Regions from separate parts of the Homo sapiens genome. Here region 1 is linked to region 2. Evidence: chromatin contacts called from ENCODE Hi-C or POLR2A ChIA-PET data. All regions are on one chromosome and are shown on one strand. The core of a region is the stretch at or near the end of the contact, and the rest is flanking DNA. Distances in the headings are between cores, read along the strand shown.

Region 1 (3,969 bases), core at 301-2,800, 110 kb after region 2:
CTACTGATGACCTTGTCTGAGCCATACTCTACAGAAATGAAATCTATTGAGAAGTTGGAGGTGAGATGGGGCCCCAGTGTCTGTACTTTTCAAAAACTGCCTGGGTGATTCTAGTGCAGCCAGAGTGGAGAACCACTAGCCTAGAGCAAAACAAGATCCGGAGTCAGAGAGAAGAGAAAAAGATGGCAGCAGAGGCCTCAGGCCAAGGGGTGCCCAGATCACCAGCAGAGAGGAGGCAGTGGTGCTTATCTCCTTATTATGCGCACACACACACACACACACACACACACACACACACTCCTTTCATCTGTCTCCTCTATGGCTACAAGGGGAGAAATCCCTTGGTGGGAATAAGACCAGCATTAAGAAGAGATGGATAAAAAGATCATTGGCCAGCCCAGCCTTGGGCCTAGCTAAATCTTACCAGCATAGATTTGTAAAAAATTCTGTCAGCATGGCCCTGTGACTTTTTCTGAAATGCTCCCATACTCTGTGCTTGGAAGCAGAAAGAGTAGGCCTGTGGGTTATTTAGAGCTTTGGGCAGGCAGGATGGATACAAGCCTTCTTGCTAGCAGCAGAATTGACAGGTGAGAGAAGCTGGTTGATAGATTCCATGCAGATTGTCCTTGTTTCACAATTTCAGTGAACCAGTGATGACTATAAGGAGTAGACTCCACTGTGAGGGGGCACACCTTATTCTACCTGGAGTGAATTCCCTGCCCAGGATAGTGGTGCTTCACTCTGCCCATATCTATGCTTCTTAGATTCCTTTCAAATCTCCCTTAACATCATTTGGAAATAATTTGTATTTTCATTTTGGCTAAATTTTAGACATACAACCATCCCTCCAATTATTTCTGTAATAATGTCCTTCCTGTGCCTAGCGGAACTGCCAAATCCGGCCACAGCACAGCTGATTATGAACTTGTGACTCAGTGGCCGACATTTGAAGACAACCTTTAACTCCAATAAGAAGCCAGCAGCCAGCATCTTCTAGCAATTACTGTAATTTATGTATTCAAAAAACGAAACGGCAATGTTCAGGTTTCTCTAAGAGATTCTTGCCTTAACCACATGAGGACTGAGTCTCGTTTGTAGAAAAATGAGACTAGCTTCTTGTCCTTCACCTCTGACCACGGGGAGTCTCAGAATGAAGTGCTATCTGAGATTAAATTGTGGCTTTCTTTTGTTTAATTTTTAAAATTTTACTATCCCCCGCTCCAGCTGGAAACCGAGAGTTAGTATGCACAGTCTGCTTTCCAACTGAACTGCCTAATCCTCTATGACTCAGCTGTCCAGAGCCACAGCTGGCTTGGCATTGATTTTAAAAGCCTCTCTTTTCTGTCTCTGTCTCTCTCTCTCTCTCTCTCTCTCTCTCTCTCTCTCTCTCTCTCTCTCTCTCTCGTTGTTCTCTCTCCTTTCTGCTTTCCACTCTAAAGTCCCCTCCCCCTCTCCCTACCCCAAGCCAGTTCCACAGTGAATTGATTGCCAGATCTTTCCAATTGGCCATAAGCAGTGCCAGAGGGAAACTCCTAGTTCTCTGGCTACAGGCTTGGGCTGGGGAAGCAGCTCATAAGGTCAGTGTCCCAAACTCAAGCAGACAGCAGTACAAATAAACAGCCATGGGGAGACAGACACGGAGTCAGGAAAATCCCCTACATGACTAGACTATCAGTTTCAGCAATGCCGTGACTGGGAACATCAGGTTCAAGCCCATGACACTGAGGCCAAAGGGTTTGCCTTGGAATAAGCATTGTTCTCAAGCCCATTTCTCTCTAGCCAGAGGCCATATTTTGTTAAAGAAAAAAAATTCACCTGAAGGATGACTGGGAGTCAAAATTAAATAATTATAAAAAATGATACATTTTCAGGATTTGAGTTAATTGAGGTAGAAGGACAATCTAAATTAGTTAAGAACCTGAATTATGGAAGTTCTTGAAAGACAAGTGCCAGTGGGGAAGGGTCCTCTTGGTAGTGTTCTAGAAGAAAATTTGGTATTTGAAACCACACATGTCCATTTAAATGGACAAGAACCATGAGGTTCTTACCAGAGGCAGATTTATCATGAAACTAGTGAGGTTTATATTTCAAGACTCCCCTCTTAGATAGACACAGCTAAGGGGCACTAACATTGTGTTTACATGGTTATATGTTGTAAAATTTGCAAAAGTAAAATGTTTTAATATTCTTTTACTTAAAAAGGGATCCCCAACTTATACAAGCTTCAGACCCCTTGAATCCTGAACCCATATCAATTGGGAAAGGCATTTGGGGATAGATGGGGTGAGTGAAGGGGATTGCCTTTGGGGTCCACTTTTGTTCTTGTTTATTCGGATGAAAGGAGGAGGTACCCTAGTGTGGGGTCCAGCTTTTAATTCTCATTGGTGACTTAGGGCTCCCCTTCGTCCAGGCAGCCTCCCTCTTGCCCCTCAGAACAATCTAATGTGACCCTACAGACACCTCCTGTGATCATGGTTCTTATTTTAGAAGTAAATGTGAGCATACATGTGCCCAGCATAAAGAAAGCATTCTATAAAATGCTAGCTATGGTGGACAATTTTCCGTGCTCATAATGGTACTCCCTTTCTTTTGGGCATTTCTAGTGCAACTCACATCCTTGGCCATGACAATCATCTATGGTTGAATGTGTGACTCAAATCAGGCCTTTTAGAGTCTTTCCCCAGGTTATTCAACTGCAGCATGGGAAAGAGGGTCTCTTTTCTCTGTTCCCAAGGCTGTAAAGGCTATGAACCTATGGCTGGTAGCTGACAGGGATCCAGCCTTGTGGGAAAGCTGGTGTGCGAATGAATTCTAGAGAAAGTCAGTAGCCCTCCAGTGCCTGATTTCAGCACCCCATCCCATTTTCCTGTGGGTTTATAAGCCCACACAATTCCCCTTTCTTCTCAAGAAGGTTGCTGTCTCTTGTAACCTAACTTATCCTAATCCATTTTTAATCTGGAGTCACATGGTCATGAAAAAAATTCTTCCAGCTCTCTGTTTCTCTTCTATTGCAACGAAGTTTCCTGTTGAGCATACTCCCTGTACAATCATCTCCTACAGTGAAATTTCAATCGCTTTTATCAACACTCCTGACATCAGTGAATTACTAAACATCTTTCACTTTTGCAACTCAAACTATAGCACAAGTACCTATTGGGTCCAAGGCAACTGGCTCCCATCTGGACCAGGTAAACTACCTGGAATCTGACTGTGCTTCTACTGCAAAGTAAACAAAGGTACAACATCTCCAGGATCTATTACTGAAAAGTGTGAGGAACTGGTAGGTTGACCAATGATGGCCATAACTTCTGGAATATATTAGGCACTATGTATATGCTGGATTTAAGATTATCTGAGAGCTCAAAGCACATTTTTACGATCACAAGAGTTAAAACATAGACCTGGCTGTGTTGGGTGTAATAATTTTGGTCTCACTGACATTACTCCCTAAGAGATGACTGGCCCTATTAGGGACACCTTGGGATAGTCATTTCCTGTATGTATAGGGCTTTATGGCTAGAGGGCCTCTTAGCACCTGACGACTCTAATTTTGACCCAATAAGATGCAGTGTTTACAATGCATAAATGTATACCGCAGCTCAAATTGATGTAATCAACACTCTAATTAGTGTTGCTGAGAATAGGATCTTTCAATTAAACAGTTAAGAATGACTAGTAACTACTTCACAAATAATATTTGTAGTTGATTTATTAAATAATACTATTAAAGACTTAAAAACAGTCCTTTTCATAAGTGAGTTACCTACTCAATAACCCAACTATATTCAACTTGAAACCCAATTTTCATGAAAGTTTACTATCCAAGTTTTCATAAATTATATGCTAGAAAAATCCAAATTATAGGGCAAGTGGCAAATGGTAAGTTACCCTGAATAGAGTGTTGGGCTGGAATTCGGAAGTCCTAAGTTCTTGTCTTAACTCTGTCCCTAAATTACTGCAATTACTCTG
Region 2 (3,590 bases), core at 396-2,895:
TGTGAATAGTGCTTCAATAAATATGTGGGTGTAGGTACTTTTTTTAATATGTTGATTTCTTTTCCTTTGGGTAGATACCCAGCAGTGGGATTGCTGGATCAAATGGTAGTTCTATTTTTAGTTCTTTGAGAAACTGTACTCTTTGACAAAGAAATTCTACTTCTATAGATTTTTTTCTCCAAGGAAATAAATATGAAAGTATGTAGCCATAAAGATGTTCATTTCAAGATTGTTGAAAATAGTGAAAACTTGGAAACAATTTAAATGTCTAATATTTGGGATATGATTTAAGTAAGTTGTAATACATCTTTACCATAGAACACCATTGTAGCCTCACACCCCATTTAAATGATGCTGTGAAGGTTAAAAGAGTACGGATTCTAAAACTTGATTTCTTGGGTTTGCAGCCTGATTGTGAACTTACTACCTGTTAGATATTGGTAAAGTTTCTTAAATTGCCAGTGCCTCAGTTTCTTTTTTCATTTTTTCCTTTTTAAACGTATACCTTGCTGTTCATGTACAACTCAGTGTCTCAGCTTCTTCATGAAGATAATGATGTAGCATTACACCTTCCTCATAGGGAACTTACCAGGTACTTATCAAATATTAGCTATTGGTAGATAAGCAGTTACCAAGCAGGAAAGTCATGTATTACTTCTTATTAAATACAAATCATTGGTTAACAAAAGTCTGTACAATATGACAATGTATTGTATTTTAAAAGATCCTTTTAGAAGGTCTAGACCAGTAATTCCCAAACTGTGTGCCAAGGAATCCTGGGGCACTATGGTGAATTCACAGCAACACCCATCCCAATATATTCTAAAATTTCTAGGGAAACACAGTGACACCTTTGGACACTGGGAACTACATACTACCATTAAGGTGTTTGGACTAAACTACATAATAAACATAATTTATTTTGGTCTAAAATGCTAGACAAATTTACGGAAACACTGAGAGTGCCATGAACCAAGAAAGCTTGAGAACCTCTAATCTAGCTTGTGGACATATACCAAGGTGTTGATGTTACTGAGAGGTGGTATTACATGTGCTTCATGTTTTTTTTTCTTTGCTTCTGATTTATCTAGACTTTCTAATTTTCTGCAGTGAACATTTACTATCTTAATTAAAACAATTTCTTCCTGAATCCGTGCAACAACCATTTATTAAGCACTATTTGGTGTCAATTTCTGGGCTGGACACAGGAAGGCAAAGATGCCACACCCTCAAGGAGCGCATACTTGAGGGTGAGTCTGGAATGTAAACAAATAATTGCTGTTCAGTAGAACAGGCTCTGAGACAGTGGTGCTGATTGGAGTGGGAGCTCTGAGCTCTGCTTTTGGAGATTAGTGCAAAGTTAGGCACATCTTGTGGGATAAATGGGACTTCCAACTGGAAATGGAGAAGGGGTAGAAGAATGTTCCTCCTTGTGGTTTGTGGGTGGAGACTTGGATACATTTGGTGGGGGGTTAAAAGACTGGAAAGGCAGGCAAGGTTAGAATAAGAAGGCTTTGGTGGGGCATGCCTTGGACTGGGCAGTTAACTTGTAAAGGACAGAAAAACGCTGACAGGTTTTAAGCAGGGGAGTGTTATAAATGTTGTGCTGTGGAAGGATCACTCTGGCAGCACTGTGGAGACAGCACAGGGAGGCTGGGAGAGAGCTGGACAGGGAAGGGGACCAGCCAGGAGGATTTTGTAATAGCCCAGGAAAGAGGTCATGAAGCCCCAGTTGGCTAACAACAGATTATGTAATGGGCCCCTGTGGACTAAATCAGCAAAAGCAAATGATCCAGATGTAGAACACTGTTCATCTCAAAATATGTTGGTATCTTTAAAAGTAAAAACTTTTTTTTCTGGTGATAAAGATAATACATGTTCAATACAGAAATTTGGAAACTATAGAAATGTACAAAGAAGAAAATGAAAGCATCTATAATCCCATGAACTGGAGCTGAGATATATGTATATGTACATATACTGTATATGAGAGATAAAAATTAAATATTATATTTATATTTAAATACTGATTTATAAATCTCATATATACATAGTTTATTTAAACTATGTGCATATGGTAAAATAAAATTAACTTAGAGAAGGATAGAAAATAAAAAGTAAATATTGAATGTTTACCACATGCTGGGCACAAAATATAAGAACTTACATATATTTGGTTATTTAATTCTCACAGCAACCTTGTGAGAAAGGTCTGCATGTATTCTGCCATTTTACTGATAAGTGAATTGAAGTACAGAAAGATCAATGTGACTTACCCAAGGTTCAGTAACTTGTAAGTATCAGAGCTGGGATTTGAAAGGAAACTAAGCTGTTTTTCCTCCAGGGCCTGTACCATGAAATCGTGATGGGGCAATTTTGAATGATGTATTTAAACTTCTGTTGTTTGATTCATTGACTTTACACAGTGACTCCTGACACTCCACTACAGCGTTGTCCAACTAAACTTGCTGCGGTGATGGTGATGGACAGATTCAATATCTGTTCAATCTAGTACAGTAGCCACTAGCCACATGTAGCTAGCTGTTGAGCACTACAAATGCTGCTACTGTGAACAAGAGGCTGCATTTTAAATTTTAATTAATTTAAATTTAAATGACCAACTGCTGCTAGTGGCCACCCATGGGACACCACAGATCTCCATAAGATAAAAAAAAAAATGAACACCTCATCCCTTGGTCATATTCTCTGTCCCAGTAAAACCAACTTTATTTCTTATTTCAGTCCTTTCCCATGATCATCTCCATAAAACATGCCTATATTTATATTTCTTGATTTACTGAATTGAACATTATGTTGTCCATGCCGTGTAAGATGAGAAATTATTTTGTGTACGCCACTCCCCCACCCCTCTCTTCTCATTTTTATGAATTTATTTCTATCATTGGTTACCTGTATACTTTGGTATTAGTTAAGATTCTTCTGATTGCAAGTTGGATAGAAAAAGCCAAATCCATCTGATTTCAGCAATACAAAAGGAATTTACTGGCTCATATAAACAAGATCAGAGGCAGAACTGGCATTAGACCAGGCTAAATTGAGAGCTCAATGTGAGCGGGACTCGATTTCAGCTCAGCTGTCCTCAGTCTGCACACTTCATCTTCAAGTTCTATGTGGTGACCACAGCTGTAGCTCTGGTTTCATATCCTCTTAGATTCTAGACTAGCAGGAAAGTAAGCATCTGTCTTTCTTGTAATGCTATTTAGCTGTGACCACAATGATGCTCAGTTAAAACACACACACGTGCGCACACATGCACACACACACACACAAACTCAGTGATTACAACAATAAGCATTTACTTAACATGTGTATGTGTGGGTTGGCTGAGGTCAGATGATCTAGATTGGGCTTGTTGGGGGTTCTGCTGATCTTAGTAGGAGCTGCTCACACTTCTGAGCTCAGCTGGGGGTCAGCTAATTTAGGCTGGGCTTGTATGGACAGCTCTGCTGATCTTTCTTACGCTTCTGGGCTAGTGTAGCTCAGCCCTGTTCCATATGTCTCTTATCTTCTTTCCTGAGACCGGTGACCCATCCCAAGCATATTCTCATGGTGATGACAGAGGCACAAGA

What was found. Hi-C counts contacts between places; a loop is a spot of excess contacts on that map. ChIA-PET counts read pairs that join two places held with the same protein, here RNA polymerase II (POLR2A). Pooled maps may share reads with other maps.
Region 1: a map of cardiac septum shows a loop between it and region 2 (2.3-fold over the local background). The contact joins two enhancer-like sites. A Hi-C loop is called at or near these places in 3 of 168 maps with a recorded cell type or tissue (CD14-positive monocyte, cardiac septum and heart left ventricle), 4 of 37 single-sample maps with no recorded cell type and 4 of 50 pooled maps. POLR2A ChIA-PET finds 5 or more read pairs at or near these places in 3 of 52 experiments (AG04450, OCI-LY7 and PC-9).

What each region holds. Positions count from the first base shown.
Region 1 is chr10:62,563,066-62,567,034 of GRCh38, forward strand. No RefSeq gene overlaps it. Among named protein-coding and RNA genes, the nearest start is that of ZNF365, 190 kb to the left of the region's middle. Within about 2 kb of position 1,551, at least 18 of the 41 ENCODE cell types and tissues checked have a DNase peak (open chromatin) inside an H3K27ac peak, as active enhancers do.
Region 2 is chr10:62,453,571-62,457,160 of GRCh38, forward strand. It overlaps a transcript of ZNF365 not described here. Among named protein-coding and RNA genes, the nearest start is that of ZNF365, 81 kb to the left of the region's middle. Within about 2 kb of position 1,646, at least 9 of the 41 ENCODE cell types and tissues checked have a DNase peak (open chromatin) inside an H3K27ac peak, as active enhancers do.